Regions from separate parts of the Homo sapiens genome. Here region 1 is linked to region 2. Evidence: read pairs that join two places in POLR2A ChIA-PET (ENCODE). Cell type or tissue: MCF 10A. All regions are shown on one strand.

Region 1 (8,000 bases), 110 kb before region 2:
GGTTGCAGTGAGCTGAGACCAGGCCATTGTACTCCATCCTGGGCAACAAGAGCAAAACTCCGTTTCAAAAAAAAAAAAAAGAAAAGAAAAAAAAATTAGCCAGGCGTGGTCGTGTTCACCTGTAGTCCCAGCTATTCAGTGGGCTGAGGTGGGAGGATCGCTTGAGCCTGGGATGTCGAGGCTCCAGTGAGCCTAGATCATACCACTGCACTCCAGCCTGGGTGACAGAGTGTGACTCTGCCTCAGACTAATATATATTAAATAATAATAATAATAAAGCATTTTAAAGTCAGTTGATCTAAAAAATTTATGGCTTCTTTTGAAAAATTTGGAAGATGTGGTAGCACTATGTTCATGTTCCCAAAGTGCAATAATTCGGTGGATTTGAGTGGCAGCTTCTCCCTTTAAAGATGGCATACCCTCTCCAGAGAGCAACAACCCTCAAGGCTTTTGTTACCTTTTTCAATACTTTAGTTATTTAATTTATAATCCCTGGTTTGGCCCAGCTGCTGCACTGTAATAAAAGAGAAACTGAGGTCTACAGAAGGAAAGGGGCTCTGAGTAACACTGCAAGTCCAAGGCAGAAAAGAAGTAGACCTGTTTCCTGACTCAAAAATCCCATAATAACAACAGAGAACATTTTTGGGGCTAACTTTCTATGCATTATACACATAAGCTATGTGCTTTTCAAACATCAACGAACACTAACCATCACCCTTAAGGAGGCATCATAATGAATCTCATTTTACAGGTGAGAAAAATGAGGATTGGAGAAATCAAAGTCACTTGCTCAAGGTCACATAGGACGTAAGTACTGTACGGAGAAGGATTCAACTAAACAACAGAGCCCAGAGCCTGAGTTTTCAGCTATGATCTCCCTCAGTCTTTGGAACACTCGAGTAATAAGGCAGGGAATAAATCCTGGTTCTATAACCTTTCGACTCCACTGTCTCAGAGCTCCTGTGGATTAGGGGGAGGGGGTAGAAGGCTCAGGCACAGATGGTGCTGACCCCATTTTCCTTGCAACATTCACAAACTCCTGATGAACCCTGAGTCCCTTGTGGCCACGACCAAGGCGGAGGGAAGAGGCAATGCCCTCGCCTCCCTGTAAACTGTGAATAACTTGTGCGCTGCTGGTGGGAAGGGATTCGGGAGAAACCTGGCGGGGAGCGAGGAGCTTCAGCACCAAGGACAGCGTCCGCGCTACACGCCCCAAGCCCTGCGGTCTTTTTTGGGAGCGCTCCACCCTGCAGCTCTCCTCCAGGCTTCTCCGCCCACCATTTCCCCATGAGCTTAGGGGAACTCAGGCCTGTGCTCTGCCCCACCTCAGGGCAACGACAGGACCCAAGAATTCCAGATTTTACGGACTCCCTCTCTCCTGTCTTTGCCTCTAGGTAGACGTTAACGAGCCCTCGCAAGGGGCCCTCCCGTCAGCCCAGGGGTTCTCGCCCCATTGCACGGAGTACGCATGCATAGGGGAGTGGGGACGGGAGAGAAAACGGGAGCCAGCCCCGCGTTTCCGTTCCCTTACGCACTTCCGGGTCCGGACAGCGCTGCCTGCAGCTTTGAGGGGAGCCCACCTGCCCCGTGAGCGCCGTCGTCATGGCAACCGGACAGGCCCGGGAAGCGATTGGCCACTCCCTGCCACGCCCCTATGCCACTGCTTCCCCGTAACTGAGGCAACGGAGGGGCGCTGCCTTCCCCCTTCCATTCCTTCCTGGAGAGGGCTGTGTAGGAGAGGGACCCACCTCTTCTCTCGCTAATGAAACACCACCTCTACCCCCATACGTTAATTATGGAGGGAAGGAGGATGAGAGGCCATTTGTAAACTCTTCTGGATGTGGCTGAACTGTCACTGAGGTCACTTCCGGTGATAGCAGGAAGTGGGAGGCAGGTCGTTCAGAGAGACAATGGGATGAGGTGGAAGAGAGAAGAGGAACTAGAGAATCCTAGGAAGAAAGGATCGAACAATAGGGAATCATGCCACATTCTCCCAGACCTTCACTCCCTCTCTGAATCAAGCCCACTCTAAATGTTCTGGAGTCCTTTCTATTCTATTAGAGCTGACTCCCTAAAAATAATACTAACCACTACCATGTGGTCTTTGACTGATGAGATTTTTATCAGCTTTGTCCCATTGAACCTCACAGTAAGCAGTGATGTGGGAGGAATGTTTCTTTGTGAATGTCAACAGCTTTACAGCAACCCAGTCTCTGCCCCAGCTGACCTGCTTGGCTCTGTCGGGGTTCATCGTGGTTTGGGGTTGAAGGATGTTGACCACCTCAGGCTTGGTCATCGCTTGTGGGATTTCTCGGACCTTCTCGGCAATAAAGCTGTGCACAGCATTCAAGGCCTCTGCCGTGCCCTGTACTAGGCATACCCGCTCTGTGGTTCCTGTTGAGCAAGGGAGAGAGAGGGCACACTCATGAGACAGGAATGGGAACATTCCTGAGAGACAGGCCCCATTTAATGGAAGAGGCAAGCTGAGGTCCAGAGAGTGGACCTGACTGATCACACGGTGAGCCTGGGGGAGCGGGCATGGGCTGGCAGGCCATGATGGGCAGCTGGGAGAATGAGTGCCATCCTGTTTTATAATCTGCACTTCATCTCCCTCCCCTAAAACAACCTCTAGGGATGGAAGAATGATGCTTAAATGTTTTGCGATGCCCACAGCAGCCCTGGGCAGGGGAGACAGGGCTCAGCTGCCTCTTCTCAGTTCTTGCGGTTCCCTGGTTGCTTTGGCAACCATTCACTCACTCCGCCCCCCTCCCCTTCTGGAAGCAGAGAGCTCAGGCCTGCAACGGTTGCCACAGTAACTGGAACCCCCTTATCGGTCTGGCTGGCCGGGTCCTCAGCCCACCCCCAGGGGGACGAGGGACGAGGCCCTGTTGTCATGGCAACCCCTGAAAGCCTGCAGCGTTGGCCTCTGGGCTTTTTGGAGAGGATGGGGGAAGAGCTGGGGGATGGGGGAGGCAGAGGAGAGGCCTGAGTGCCTGTCTGAACCCACCAGATGGAGGGCTGAGGGGTGGGGGAGGGCAGGGGTGTGGACAGGGGAGAGCAGGGTGGGTCAAAGACTGCTCATGGAGGAGTGAGGACCAAGGAACTGGGGAGGGAGGGTCTTTCCTGGAGATTCTCCAGATACTGGCTGTGGCTCTGTCCTGGGCATCCTTCTCATTTCTGCATGAGAGTGTTAGGGAGTGGGGGCACGGGGGAGAGAGAAACTGGGGGGTATTGGGATATGTGTGTGAAAGAGATTCTGGGTGACACTGTGACCAGTGTGTGTGTCTGCGAGGCTGGTGAGTGGTGTGTGTGTGTGTGTGTGTGTGTGTGTGTGTGTGTGTACTTGAGCAGGACTAGCTAGATGATCCTAATCTGTGTTTGTAGAAGATAAAGTGCAGAGACTGCCTTATGAACAGACTATGTGACACAGTGATTCCGGTGAAGATGTTCGTGCGTGCCCTTGTGTGTGGGACAGACTTTGGTGTCGCTTTGATGATGAAGGTTATGTAGACTCTTTGTGAGACAGAGCTGAGTGTATGTGAGAGTTTGAGAGAAAGAAACAAAAGAATCTCACAAAGTGGGATAGAGGCTACACAATGAATATATACCACTTTGAGACTGGATGGCAGTGTATGTGTCTGCATTTGTGTGTGTACGTGTGTTTGTGAAAGTGAAAGAGAGACACACTTCTGGATGTTTCTGAGACTATTTGGATGACCAGTGTGAATATACACATATGTACAGGAGACAGGAAAGACCCTATGACCAGTGTGTGTGAACCTGAGAAGGAGAGACAGACAGGTAGACTCAGGTGTCAGTTTGTAGGACTTTTTGGATGACTGGTGTGTTTGTGTATGTGTGTGTCTGAACATGTGAATTACAGCGAGACAAAGAAAACTTGACTGGTCAGTGTGAGAATGTGCGTGCCTGGGTGAGCCGGGATGTGTGTGATGCGTGGAGTGTGAGTGTGTCTCTCTCTCTTTGAAGGGGATTCTGCCCCTGAGAATGTAAAAGGTCTTGAGTGTGGCCGGGTGCGGTGGCTCACGCTTGAAACCCCAGCACTTTGGGAGGCCGAGGTGGGCAGATCATGAGGTCAAGAGATCGAGACCATCCTGGGCAACATGGTGAAACCCTGTTTCTACTAAAAATACAAGAATTAGCTGGGCGTGGTGGCACGCACCTGTAGTCCCAGCTACACGGGAGGCTGAGACAGGAGAATCGCTTGAACCTGGGAGGCGGAGGTTGCAGTGAGCCGAGATCATGCTACTGCACTCCAGCCTGGCGGCAGAGCGGGACTCCGTCTCAAAAAAAAAACAAAAAAAAGAAAAAAAACAAAAAGTGTCTTGAGTGTGCACCAGGCACCGTGTGGCTGTGTACCTGTGTGTCTGGGATACCTGGGGTGTGTGTCAGTGTCCAGCAAGCACTTCAGTGCAGCACGCTGGTGACACGACCCTGACTCCTCAATTGCCATTTCCCAGTCTGGCAGGCCAGCCTCGCCATGTGTCTGGGCGTCACTGTCTGTGGGTCACTTGTGTAGCTGACATCCCCCACCCGCTTTGGGCCATGTTCCTCACTCTTACTACCCCCCCTTCCCCACCCCAGAACAATGGCTTGGTCTGAGCCAAGGGTGAGTCAGCCTGCAGTCTGCCTCCGTCTGGTGTAAATAGGAAAGGGTGTGGGTTGGGGTGGGAACTGGGGGGCGGGGTAGGGGGAGGTGGATGCCCCAGGAAGAGCTGGCCGAGGGTTTGCCTCTCTGTGAAGCTTCCTTCCAACTCAGGAAGTCTTTGACCTTCCATCCCCTTGTAGTTTTTACAAGGGGGCCCACAGGGGCTTTTGGGGAGGTTGGTTAAGCCCCACAAGAGTGTCTAATAATAGCTGACCCTTATACAACCCAAGCCTCAGGCACCATTCTAAGCACTTTTTTTTTTTTTCCCTGAGACAAGAGTCTCATTCTGTCGCCCAGGCTGGAGTGCAGCGGTGCGATCTCAGATCACGGCAACCTCTGCCTCCCAGTTCAAGTGATTCTCATGCCTAAGCCTCCTGAGTAGCTGGGATTACAGGCGTGTGCCACCACGCCCGTCTAAGTTTTGCATTTTTTGTAGAGATGGGATTTCACCATGCTGGCCAGTCTGGCCTCAAGTGATCCACCCGCCTTGGTCTCCCAAAGTGCTGGGATTACAGATGTGAGCCATCGCACCTGACCAAAGCACTTTATACATACGTGTTCACTTAATATATGAAGTAGGCAATATTATTATTGTCCCTGATTCCCTGCTAAGGACGCCGAGGCACAGAGAGGGCTCAAGATGTGTTCAAGTTCTCTTAGATGGTAGTGGATGTTCAGAGATTTGAACCCAGGTGTCTGGCTTCAGAGTCTGTGCATTCTGCTAAATTTGGGGTGCATGGAGTGATCAGCTCTATGTGTGTATCTTGGAGGGAGGCATAAAATGATGACAGTTTTATTTTTGTATTTTTGATATTAAAAAGAATATGAATGTATTAAGTAGTCATTCAAGAGTATGCACGTTGATAGAGGTATGTTATAAAACTATAAAAATGTTTTTTGAAGTGTGTGTGGTGGGACACAGTGGCTCATGCCTGCAATCCCATCACTTTAGGAGGCCAAGGTGGATGGAGGGCTTGAGCTCAGGAGTTCAGCCTGGGCAATATAGCGAGACCCCATCTCTACAAAAAAAAATATACAGGCCAGGTGCAGTGGCTCACGCCTGTAATCCCAGCACTTTGGGAGGCCGAGGCGGGTGGATCACCTGAGGTCTGGAGTCCGAGACCAGCCTGCTAACATGGTGAAACCCTGTCTCTACTGAAAATACAAAAAATTAGCTGGGCATGGTAATGGACGCCTGTGATCCCAGCTACTCGGGAGGCTGAGACAGGAGAATCGCTTGAACCTGGGAGGCGGAGGTTGCAGTGAGCCGAGATCTCACCACTGCACTCCAGCCTGGGCAACAACAGCGAATCTCTGTCTAAAAAAAAAAAAAAAAGTAGCTGGGCCTGGTGGTGCACACCTGTAGTTCCAGTTACTCAGGAGGCTGAGGTGGGAGAATCACCTGAGCCCAGGAGGTTGAGGTTGCAGCGAGCCACGATCGTGCCACTGCACTCCAGCCTGGGTAACAGAGGAAGACCCTGCCTCAATATAAATAAATAAATACAAAATAAAAAGTGTGTGTGTGTCTGTGCTTTTCTTCAGCAGTTAGGGTATAAAGCTTCAAGCAGATGTTCAACATCAGACGGTGTTTTAGAATCCCTAGGGTGGCCGGTCGCGGTGGCTCAAGCCTAGCACTTTGGGAGGCCGAGGCGGGTGGATCGCGAGGTCAGGAGATCAAGACCATCCTGGCCAATATGGTGAAACCCTGTCTCTACTAAAATACAAAAACATAAAAATAAAAAAATTAGTTGGGCATAGTGGCACATGCCTGTAGTCCCAGCTACTCGGGAGGCTGAGGCAGGGGACTCGCTTGGACCCAGGAGGCAGGGGTTGCAGTGAGCCGAGATCACGCCACTGCACTCCAGCCTGGTGACAGAGCAAGACTCCGTCTCAAAAAAAAAAAAAAAAAAAAATAGAATCCTCAGGGTGGATCTGGGCTGACGCAAGGGAGTCTGTGTGGCCCTTGCGCAGGTGCTTGCCTTTTTCTGCATTTCAGTTGCTCCATGTATGACCTGGATGGATTGAATCTAGGGCTTTGGGATCCACCACAAAGGAGGGGAGGTTGTGTGTTCTGCCCTTCTCTTGGAGTTAAGTGCCAGGTAGGTTTTTATTTCATGTAGTAGACACCCAAGTGCTGTGTGTGTGTGTGTGTGTGAGAGTGTGTGTGTGTGGGAGCATGTGTGTGAGTGGGGTGTGTGTGAGTGTGAATGAGTGTGAGAGCACGTGTGACAATGTGTGTGTAAGCGTGTGTGTGAGTGGGATGTGTGTGAATGAGTGTGAGTGTGTGTAAGCATGTGTGACAATGTGTGACAGTGTGTGTGACTGTGTGTAAGCGTGTGTGTGGGTGTGAGGGTGTGAGTGTGAATGAGTGTGTGTGAGCATGACAGTGTGCGTGTCAGCGTGTGTGAGTGTGAGCGTGTGAGACTGTGTGTGAGTGTGCATGTGAGAGTGTGAGTGTGTGTGCATGCTAACCTACTAGGCCCAGAGTGCCCTTTCAGTTTCTCCACTGTCATTTCTCACATGTTCTGTCTGCTTTGGCTACATTGACCAAACTGCTCAGCAGCCTCCGAGTATGCCATTTTGTCTTCCTGGGCACACTTCCCTGCACTTTACCTCGCTCATCCTTCCCTACTGCTCTGGTCGTCTCTTCCAGGAAGCTCTTCCTGACCTCCCTGGGCTGGGTCCTTTGTGCCACTTGGGCTCCAACTACCAACCTCTGGACTTCCTGTCCCAGCCCTGACCACTCTGGGTCATCACTGGTGTGACGTCTGCTTCCCTGACTGGGATGTGAGAACCAAGGAAGCAAGGCTGGGACATTTCAGCCACTGCTATTGTCCCCATTTCTGTCTGGCACCGGGCTGGCATAGAGGAAGTGCTCAGAGAATGTGTGTTGAATGAATGAGTGAATGAATGAATGACAGGGTGTCACGCCAGGAGTGGAGGGAAGTGTTTTTTGTCTCCTGCAGTAGCTTTTCCATTTTCCTACATTCCTGTGGGATGTAGGACTAGGATGTAGGGGGCTGTGTCCTGCTTCTCTGAGTCAGCAGCCGGCTCATGCTGTATGATCTGGAAGTTGCACGCCAGGAGTGGGGATGGGGGCTGACCACATGTCCAGGGGCTGAGGAGAGACGCTGGCTCCTGTTGCTTGTCTGAATACTGTTTGACCTGGTAGGACCAATGTCTGTCCCGCCTTCTGGGTTTCCCAGCTGCCTGGCCTGTGGGGTGTGTCAATGGGCTGGGAGGGGACGACATGTCTCGTGGCACAGAATGTGATCCAGGAGCAAGGAACCAAGTGTCCTCGGAGGAACATTCCGAACAGAGGTCTTATCCATAT
Region 2 (8,000 bases):
GGTGATGTTTGTCTTTCTGTGTCTGGCTTATTTCACTTGGTATGACCGCCAGTTCTATCCATGTTGTTGCAAATGGCAGGATCTCATTCCTTTTTATGACTAAATAGTACTCCATTTTGTGTAAGTACCCCATAGATACTTAGGTTGTTTCCAAATTTTGGCTATTATGAACAGTGCTACAACAAATATGGAAGTGCAGGTATCTCTTCAATATATTAACTTCCTTTCTTTTGGGTATATATCCAGCAGTAGGATCATATGGTAGCTCTATTTTTAGTTTTTTGAGGAATCTTCAAACCGTTTTCCACAGAGGTTGCATTAATTTACATTCCTACCAACAGTGTATGAGGGTTCCCTTTTCTCCACATCCCTGCCAGCACTTGTTATTGCCTGTCTTAAGGATATAAACCATTTTAACTGGGGTGAGATGATATCTCATTGCAGTTTTGATTAGCATTTCTCTGAAGATCAATGATATTGAACACCTTTTCATATGCCTGTTTGCCATTTGTATGTCTTCTTTTGATATATGTCTATTCAGATCTTTCACCGATTCTTTTGATCAGATTATTATATTTTTTTCCTATAGAGTTGTTTGAGCTCCTTAGGTATTGTGGTTACTAATTTTTCTTTTCTTTTCTTTTTTTACTAATTTTTCATCATATGGGTTTGCAAATATTTTTCTTATTCTGTGTGTTGTCTCTTCACTTCATTGATTGTTTCCTTTGCTGTGCAGAAGCTTTTCTTTTCTTTTCTTTTCTTTTCTTTTTTGAGAGGGAGTCTCGCTCTGTCGCCCAGGCTGGAGTGCAGCGGCGTGATCTCACTCACTGCAACCTCTGCGTCCTGTGTTCAAGTGATTCTCCCAAGTAGCTGGAAATACAGGTGCATGGCACCATGCCCAGCTAATTTTTGTATTTTTAGTAGAGACGGGGTTTCAACGTGTTGGCCAGGCTGGTCTCAATCTCTTGACCTTGTGATCTGCCTGCCTTGGCCTCCCAAAGTGCTAGGATTACAGGCCTGAGCCACCGCGCCTGGCTGGCATTTATTTATTGGGTGCTGCTACAGATCCCTCTGCAGATATTAAGCAAATGTGCTGAAAGCCTTTCCAAGAAAGAATGAGTCAGATTCCAATCCGGGCCTTAGCCCCAGGATATTGTCCACAGAAATGTGGAGCACAATGATTACGCCTCTTTCTCACTTAGGGGATTTTCTGTAGAATCTGTTTCTCTCCAGTTCTTGCCCTATATTGATATATTTCTCAGGGCTGCTCTCTAGAGGGTAAAATGTGATGTGTCAGAAGATCCATGGAAGCAGCCAGGAACCAGTTGCTAGGAGTTTGGAAAAAAATCCTGGGAGCAGGCAGAGGGTATGTGGGTTTGAATGTCAAAACGGCCATGAAGCAAAGTAAGTGAGAACCAAAGAATCCCATCAAAGTAGCCCCTGAGAGACCCTTAAGGCTGAAAGTGGAACTTAGCTCAGCATGGCCCTCTCAGCCAGGTGATTTTTTCTCTTGATTTCTGGTGAAGCGTGAGCTTGTAAAGCCACAGGGAGCCAGCACCTACCATCTTCTTGAAAGCCTGATGCCAAAGATCTTTAAACATCTTGACACCATATATCAAGGAATCCAGCTGCCAGATAAAATACAAGACTTCTAGTTAAGTTTGAATTTCAGATGAGCAACAAAGAAATATTTAGTGTAAGTATGTCCCAAGTGTTACCCAAAACATACTAAAATGTTTAAATTATCTGAATGTCAAATTTAAGTGGGCATTCTTATGTTTTTATTTGCTAAACTGGCAACCATAACTAGGAACACCCAACTCCCAGCATCCATGAAAGCTCTCTCTACTTTCCTGCAGACTCAAAGCCAAAGAAGTACCAATACTTCTTCAGGGACCAGTGTATTAAGCCACTTTTGCATTGCTATAAGGAAATACCCAAGGCTAGGTAATTTACAGAGAAAAGACGCTTATTTGGCTCATGCTTCTTCAGGCTATATAGGAAGCATGGTGCTGGCATCTGGTTGGCTTCTGGTGAGGCCTCAGTGACCTGTTACTCATGGCAGAATGTGAAGCAGGAGCAAGCATGTCACATGGCTAGAGTGGGAATGAGACTGAGAGGAAGTGTCACACATTTTTAAATGACCAGATCTTGCAAGAACCCACTATTGTGAGGACAGCACCAAGCTATGAGGGATCTTCCCCATGACCCAAACACCTCCTGCCAGGCCCCACCTCCAATACTGGTGATTATATTTCAACATGAGATTTGGAGAGGACATTCAACCTATATCAACCATTTAAATTTAAAGTTGAGGAATGAAAACATTTAAGAGCAAGTAAGCATGAATTATGTTCACCCAATCGTACTCCTAAAACCATCTCAGCTCCTCTCCTTCAGCCAAGGGCATGTCCTCATGTCCAATCTGGTTCTCACTGGAGAGATTTGGGAGTGGGAACTCTGCAATCTTGCTGTGGTCAATAAAAGAACCTCCCAGAGGCTCACAGGGGCTTCAAGCTTCAATCGTAGTCCCCATTTCAGATCCTCTGACACTCTCCCATCCACTCTCCTTGTGCCTGCTTCAAAGCCACAGCAAACAGAAGCCAAACCTTTAGTAAGGATGATCCCAATCTCAATTCCAACCCCAGCCCCAGCATATCCACCTTTGCCTATACCTAACACTACTATCTGGACATCCGCTTTCAGCCCAGGCCCTCGCTGTTTTCCTCATTGCCTCTGTGGCACCTCAGTCCCAGTTTGCCCTCCACCCATCCAGGAAGCTCACTCCCTTCCCTGGATTCTCATCTTGGCTCTTTTATGAGCTTCCTTGCATGCCTTCACCTTCCTGGGTTCCAGAGAGCCCAAGACCAGCTCCCAGGAATAGTGCCCCTACCCCGATGAGCCTGATCCCAGAAGAATTAGCCCCAAAGTAATGCTGAGCTTTAGCCAGAACAAAAGCTAGCCTAGAAAATTCCCCAGGCAGGAAACAGATGACTGCACATAAGTCTCATTGCCGACCCCATTCGTTTCCCACAGGGGCTTGTCTGCATCCTCATCCACGTGTGCTCAGGCTCAGAGTGAGTTTCAGGTGAGGAAAGAGTGATGAACAAGCAGAATGGAGGAGGAATTTGTGGGGTTGCAGGATGGGGCTCTGACAGGGCCCCAGGTTGGCAGCCAGGTTTGTTTCTCTCTGGGACCCACATCTGATCTATCCCTCAGGAAAGAGTCAGTCAGCCAGCCCCCAGGTGTGGAAACCAGATCTGTGACATCATGGAGAACTGCTCCATGGATAAGCCCATGAGTAAGCCCTAGTGCCATTTACCCAGGTGTGGATTCACCTGCTCCTATGCTCCACTTCCAGCAATGATGACAAACATTCTTTGGTCCCTTGGATCAAAAGACTTTGAGTCAAAAGGTTTCAGGTGTGAACTCTGACTGCACCTTCCCCCATAATCAAAGAAGGATCCAGGTAGGAATCCCTGCCATGCTCCAGGCTGAAGCGGGGAGAGAGCAGCAGAAAAGGAATTTCAATAACTGGGTCCTCCCAAGAGGGGACCCTGCTCTGTTCTCCATCTCTCCACCTTTTGTCACAGATGCTCTTCAACCAATTCCGCCACCATGTGTCACCATGTGTCTCTGAACACAAATCTTAAACAATCTCTTTATCTCTCCAGATGAAGAAAGACCCACCAGGGCAGACAGAGCTGATGTTTCCTTGCAGTGGCTTAGACAGTAATCTGAGGTCCTGGGATACAGGGTACATTAAGATATTAAAGACCTCGAGCTCTGAGTGTCGAATCTCATCATGATGGAATCCAACATAAAACAAGACTGAATGCAAACATGATGCTTAATTGTGTGCGGAATTGAAAAAAATAGTTCTCAATTTTTTTGCTTGCAAATTGTGGGATACGTTTACCAGATTTGAACTTTTCCCTTATTTGTCATCCCGCTTTGTTGATTCTGTAACCAGGGGCTTGGGATTCATTTTGGGGATCCCAAAGCCCTTGTTTGTTGAAGGGTTTCAAAGTCTGGTAGGAGGGTGGTGCACACACAGATAGAATTGTTCATCTGTGGGCGGCCTCTGACTCCCTCCCTGGGTAGGCCTCCAGGCCCAATCCTTCCTTCTGAGGAACCGCCGGGAAAGACTTTGATCAAAACAATTAAATGCATTGGGAGCTCAGTCTGAGGCAATTATGTGGTTTCATAGAGGAAGAGGTAGAGATGACTCAGGCATTTCTGGCCCCATGTCAGCCTCAGGGCAATCACATTCGGGATTTTGCAAAAGACACATTCACTCTGAGCACTGGAGACCTACATCTCTTTGTCCAGTTGACTTAAGTTCTCACCAAGTGAATATCTTCATGCTAAAGACAGTTTCATTTGTGATTAGGGACAGGAGAGCATGTTTCCCCTCGGTCCTCTGATTCTGACTGGAGGGGCAGTGCTGAGTTCTGGATCGGGGCTGCTGGCAGTACGTGGGAAAGCTGTCCTATCAGTACTGTATAGAACAGGTGGTCAGAGAAAATGCCTCCCTGGAAAACCTTTTCACATGGTTGAATGTCCCCAGACATGAGAGGGAGTGGAGGACTTTGTTCTAGAGCCCACCTCAGAGGCCAGGCACTGCCAATGCCATGAGCAAAATCTTCCACCTCTTTCCCCCAATTTTCTCTCCATCTGGATTCTGTGTTGCTGAGGTCATTTGCTCTGTCTCTTCCTACCCTCTGTATTCTTCTCTCTCATCTGACTGACTTTTCTCACTCAATTTTCAAATATCACCTAAAATAATAATACAGATAAGAAACAAATGTATTCTAATGAAAATGTTCAGTCTGAGAAGTAAAGATTACATGGTGAGCATTGATAATTTTTATCATGCTTCCTACCCTCCCCAAAGGTAACTGCATTTAAGATGTAGTGTTTGTATTTTTCCATAAATTCTGTATAGTTGAATACATATAAGTCTACATATATGCCACACTTTTCCCTTCTTATAAATAAGATATCATACATCCCCCCCTTGAAGCCCTAAAAGCCCACAGATCACAGATAATTCTCATGGCTGCCTAGATTTCTATTTTATGGATAAATTGTAATTTATTTCATTTGTCTTCTTTTTGAAAATTATGTAGGTTGTTTGCAATATTTCAGCCTTACCCTAAAAATTCTGCAACAAATATTCTTGTATGTACATATTTGGGCACTTTAATTAGAGTGTTTAGTCAACAGCAATAGATGTGAAAATTCTGAAGCAAATTGTGTAAGATGCTCTGAGCCATATGCATAGGGAAAAATCTAAACAATAGATTAGACTAAAGCAATAAACATGAATGAACAGGTTCAGGGTTTCAGTTTTAAGAATTGAAACATATTTTGAATGGCAGCCAGTAAAATGCACTGACTCCAAACACTTCAAACAAGACATTCCTGTTATCAGGAAGGTTAGGAGGGTAACGCTTGTTTTGTTCACTAAGCTGGGTGGACTCATGATTACTGAAGCAATACTCATTTCTGCTTTAGTCTCCTATGTTTGCATCCCATGAAGCTCAAATACGAATTGAAGCAAATCTCTAAGATTTTTTTTTTTTTGCCTTATCTCCTAAAACTTGAGGAATGCATGTGTTCTTAGTGATTCACATCCACGGGACAAAAACTCAAGGAGAAATAAGAGCTGACGTCATGCAAGTCTTGGCTGCTTTTGTTACTATACATTTTCTCTGAGAGTCCAACAGACTTCGGGCTGGAACTTGGCACTGGAGACTCATGTTCGGAATCATAGGGGAACATCTGGCTGTTAATCACTTGCACAATTTAGAACATTTCCTTTACATTGGCTTTAAATTCTAGCCCTTATTTCATTTTGTAGTCTTATTTTCTTTCTTCTGCATGCTCACAATACCAAGCATTAAATGTATTTTAATAACTAAAAAAAAAAAGGAATTTTATTTCTGGTGGTGTTACTAATGGTTGTGTGATTGTGCAGAGTCCAGAAAGCTGCTGACTTAACTACCCATCACCCAGCTCAAAACGCCCAATCCCCTCTTAGGTGAAAAGTGATGACCATACAGATATTTAAAGGAGAAGCACCCTCACTTACAACATCAGAGGGTCAAATCTACAGGCTCATCAGCTGTCCTACATTTTGTCAAAATAAAGCTCCTCTCAAACATGGAGGCACATCGGCAGTTCATGGAGCCAGAAGTACCTACTTCACCCTCTCTCTTACATGGGTGGGCCTGAAGTACTCCTTATCAGGGCATCTGGACTCTATTTTGGGTGTGTGCAAAGTGTTTTGAAGGGTTTTTCTTGGTCGATGTTTTGTATTTGGGGGAAAAATTAATCATCCTCAAATTGAATCGCCTAATCACCAGGTGACCCCAGGTGATGGCATGGCACCATACTCTCCAGAGGTCTGCGATATTTGCCCAGTGGAGTACAGCTCCCAACAAGCCTGCGGTCCTCCATTCATGATGCTCTCTAGAATCCCAAGATGGCGTTTGTTTGCCTGCATGGGATTCACCTTCCATGACTCTCAGGAATCAGGAACTCAAAAGACATGATCCTGTTTTTTTTTTTTTCTTTTTTTCTCTGCCTATGTGTATCAGCTCAGCCAACCTCCTCAATGTGCTTTCCCTCACGCCAGCGGCACACCAGCAAGTCAGCAAAGTTCAGGGGCTCAGTATGCACTGAATGAGGACACAAGTCTTATTTGCCTCTCCCTTGACTATGTTGGGGGTAAGGAGAAGACACAGCCTCTCTGCAAGCACAATACTCTTCCCTGAAAGGCCACCCTCTTTCTGGTTTCCAGTACTCCTCTTATATCACTAGTATCACTAGTTGGTTCTGCTTCTCTCCCATCCAGGGATCTGGAGAAGTTTCATATCAAATAAACATAAACACACGAATAAATGGGTGTGGTCCTGGAACCAAATAAATAATCTTCATTGAAGTGGGGATGGGGAGGTGTAAGACAAAGACAGTAGTGACTTGCATTAGACAGGAGGTAGTGTGAAACCACGACTCCTGAAACTGTAAGCCTGGTCTGCTGATCATGGACACCAGCAGAATGAATTCATAAGTTCAAGTGGTGGAATAATATTTTTACAGAGGTAAAAGAAAATAACAGCCAACAAAGACCTTTCTAAAATAGCCTTCAAAAATGGTAAGGAGGTTGGGCACGGTGGCTCACGCCCGTAATCCCAACACTTTGAGAGGCCAAGACAGGTGGATCACATGAGTCCAGGAGTTTGAGACCAGCAACTCCTGGGCAACATGGTGAAACTCCATCTCTACAAAATAAAAAATTAGCCAGGCATGGTGGCACATGCCTGTAGTCCCAGCTACTCGGGAGTCTGAGGTGGGAGGATGGCTTGAACTTGGAAGGCAGAGGTTGCAGTGAGCTGAGATGACACCACTGCATTCTAGCCTGGGCTACAGAGTGAGACCCTGTCTCAAAACAGAAAAAAATGAAGCTGAGGATTCTCCAACTTACAGCCATTAAGGGCAGTGACTTCAACGAGACTACTTTTCCTGCTATTGACAACAGTAAAACTGGATGAACCAAATGAGGCCACTGTTTTCAGGTGGTGAACGAAGACAGGATAAAATATCAATCTCTGAAAGTAAAGTCACAGAGTGAACACCTGGATATTTGGACTCTGCCTGGGGACAGTTTCCCAACGGAAGTGCAAGTAGCAAGGATCTGAGTATAGCACAGCAGTTCCGCAGAACTAAGGTTCTGGATGGCTTGATGGAACTGGAATCCCTTAGGTGTGGCATCAGTGAAGAAGTGCGAGCCCCCCAAATCCACGTGGGGTCCACCAAAGTTCCTGGATGAAGACTGGTCTGCACATGCACATTCTAGACCACCCAAAGCTTAGCAGAGAGGTAAGTCTTAAGAAGTATTTGTCTCATTTATACCCATGGGATTTTAATCAATGGAGGTAATGACAGGGAGATGCCAATGCCATTGAAATATGTTTAATGTCACTCACAGTTTC

The links. Peaks named below come from ENCODE experiments on the same cell type or tissue, not always from the same donor. Only the 100,000 strongest peaks of a DNase experiment are listed, where the experiment ranks them.
Region 1: POLR2A ChIA-PET joins it to region 2 with 6 read pairs; 2 of 35 experiments call an interaction of 5 or more read pairs at or near these places.

What each region holds. Positions count from the first base shown.
Region 1 is chr19:45,951,553-45,959,552 of GRCh38, forward strand. It overlaps NOVA2 (NOVA alternative splicing regulator 2), which reads right to left. Exons shown (of 4, transcript NM_002516.4): 3 at 2,228-2,394. Among named protein-coding and RNA genes, the nearest start is that of NOVA2, 18 kb to the right of the region's middle. RefSeq lists an enhancer at 983-1,930. In MCF 10A, no CTCF peak of the experiment used is centred here; DNase peaks (open chromatin) are centred at 1,209 and 4,609.
Region 2 is chr19:46,064,570-46,072,569 of GRCh38, forward strand. It overlaps a transcript of IGFL4 not described here. Among named protein-coding and RNA genes, the nearest start is that of IGFL4, 28 kb to the left of the region's middle. In MCF 10A, no CTCF peak of the experiment used is centred here; DNase peaks (open chromatin) are centred at 1,132, 4,182, 5,372 and 5,692.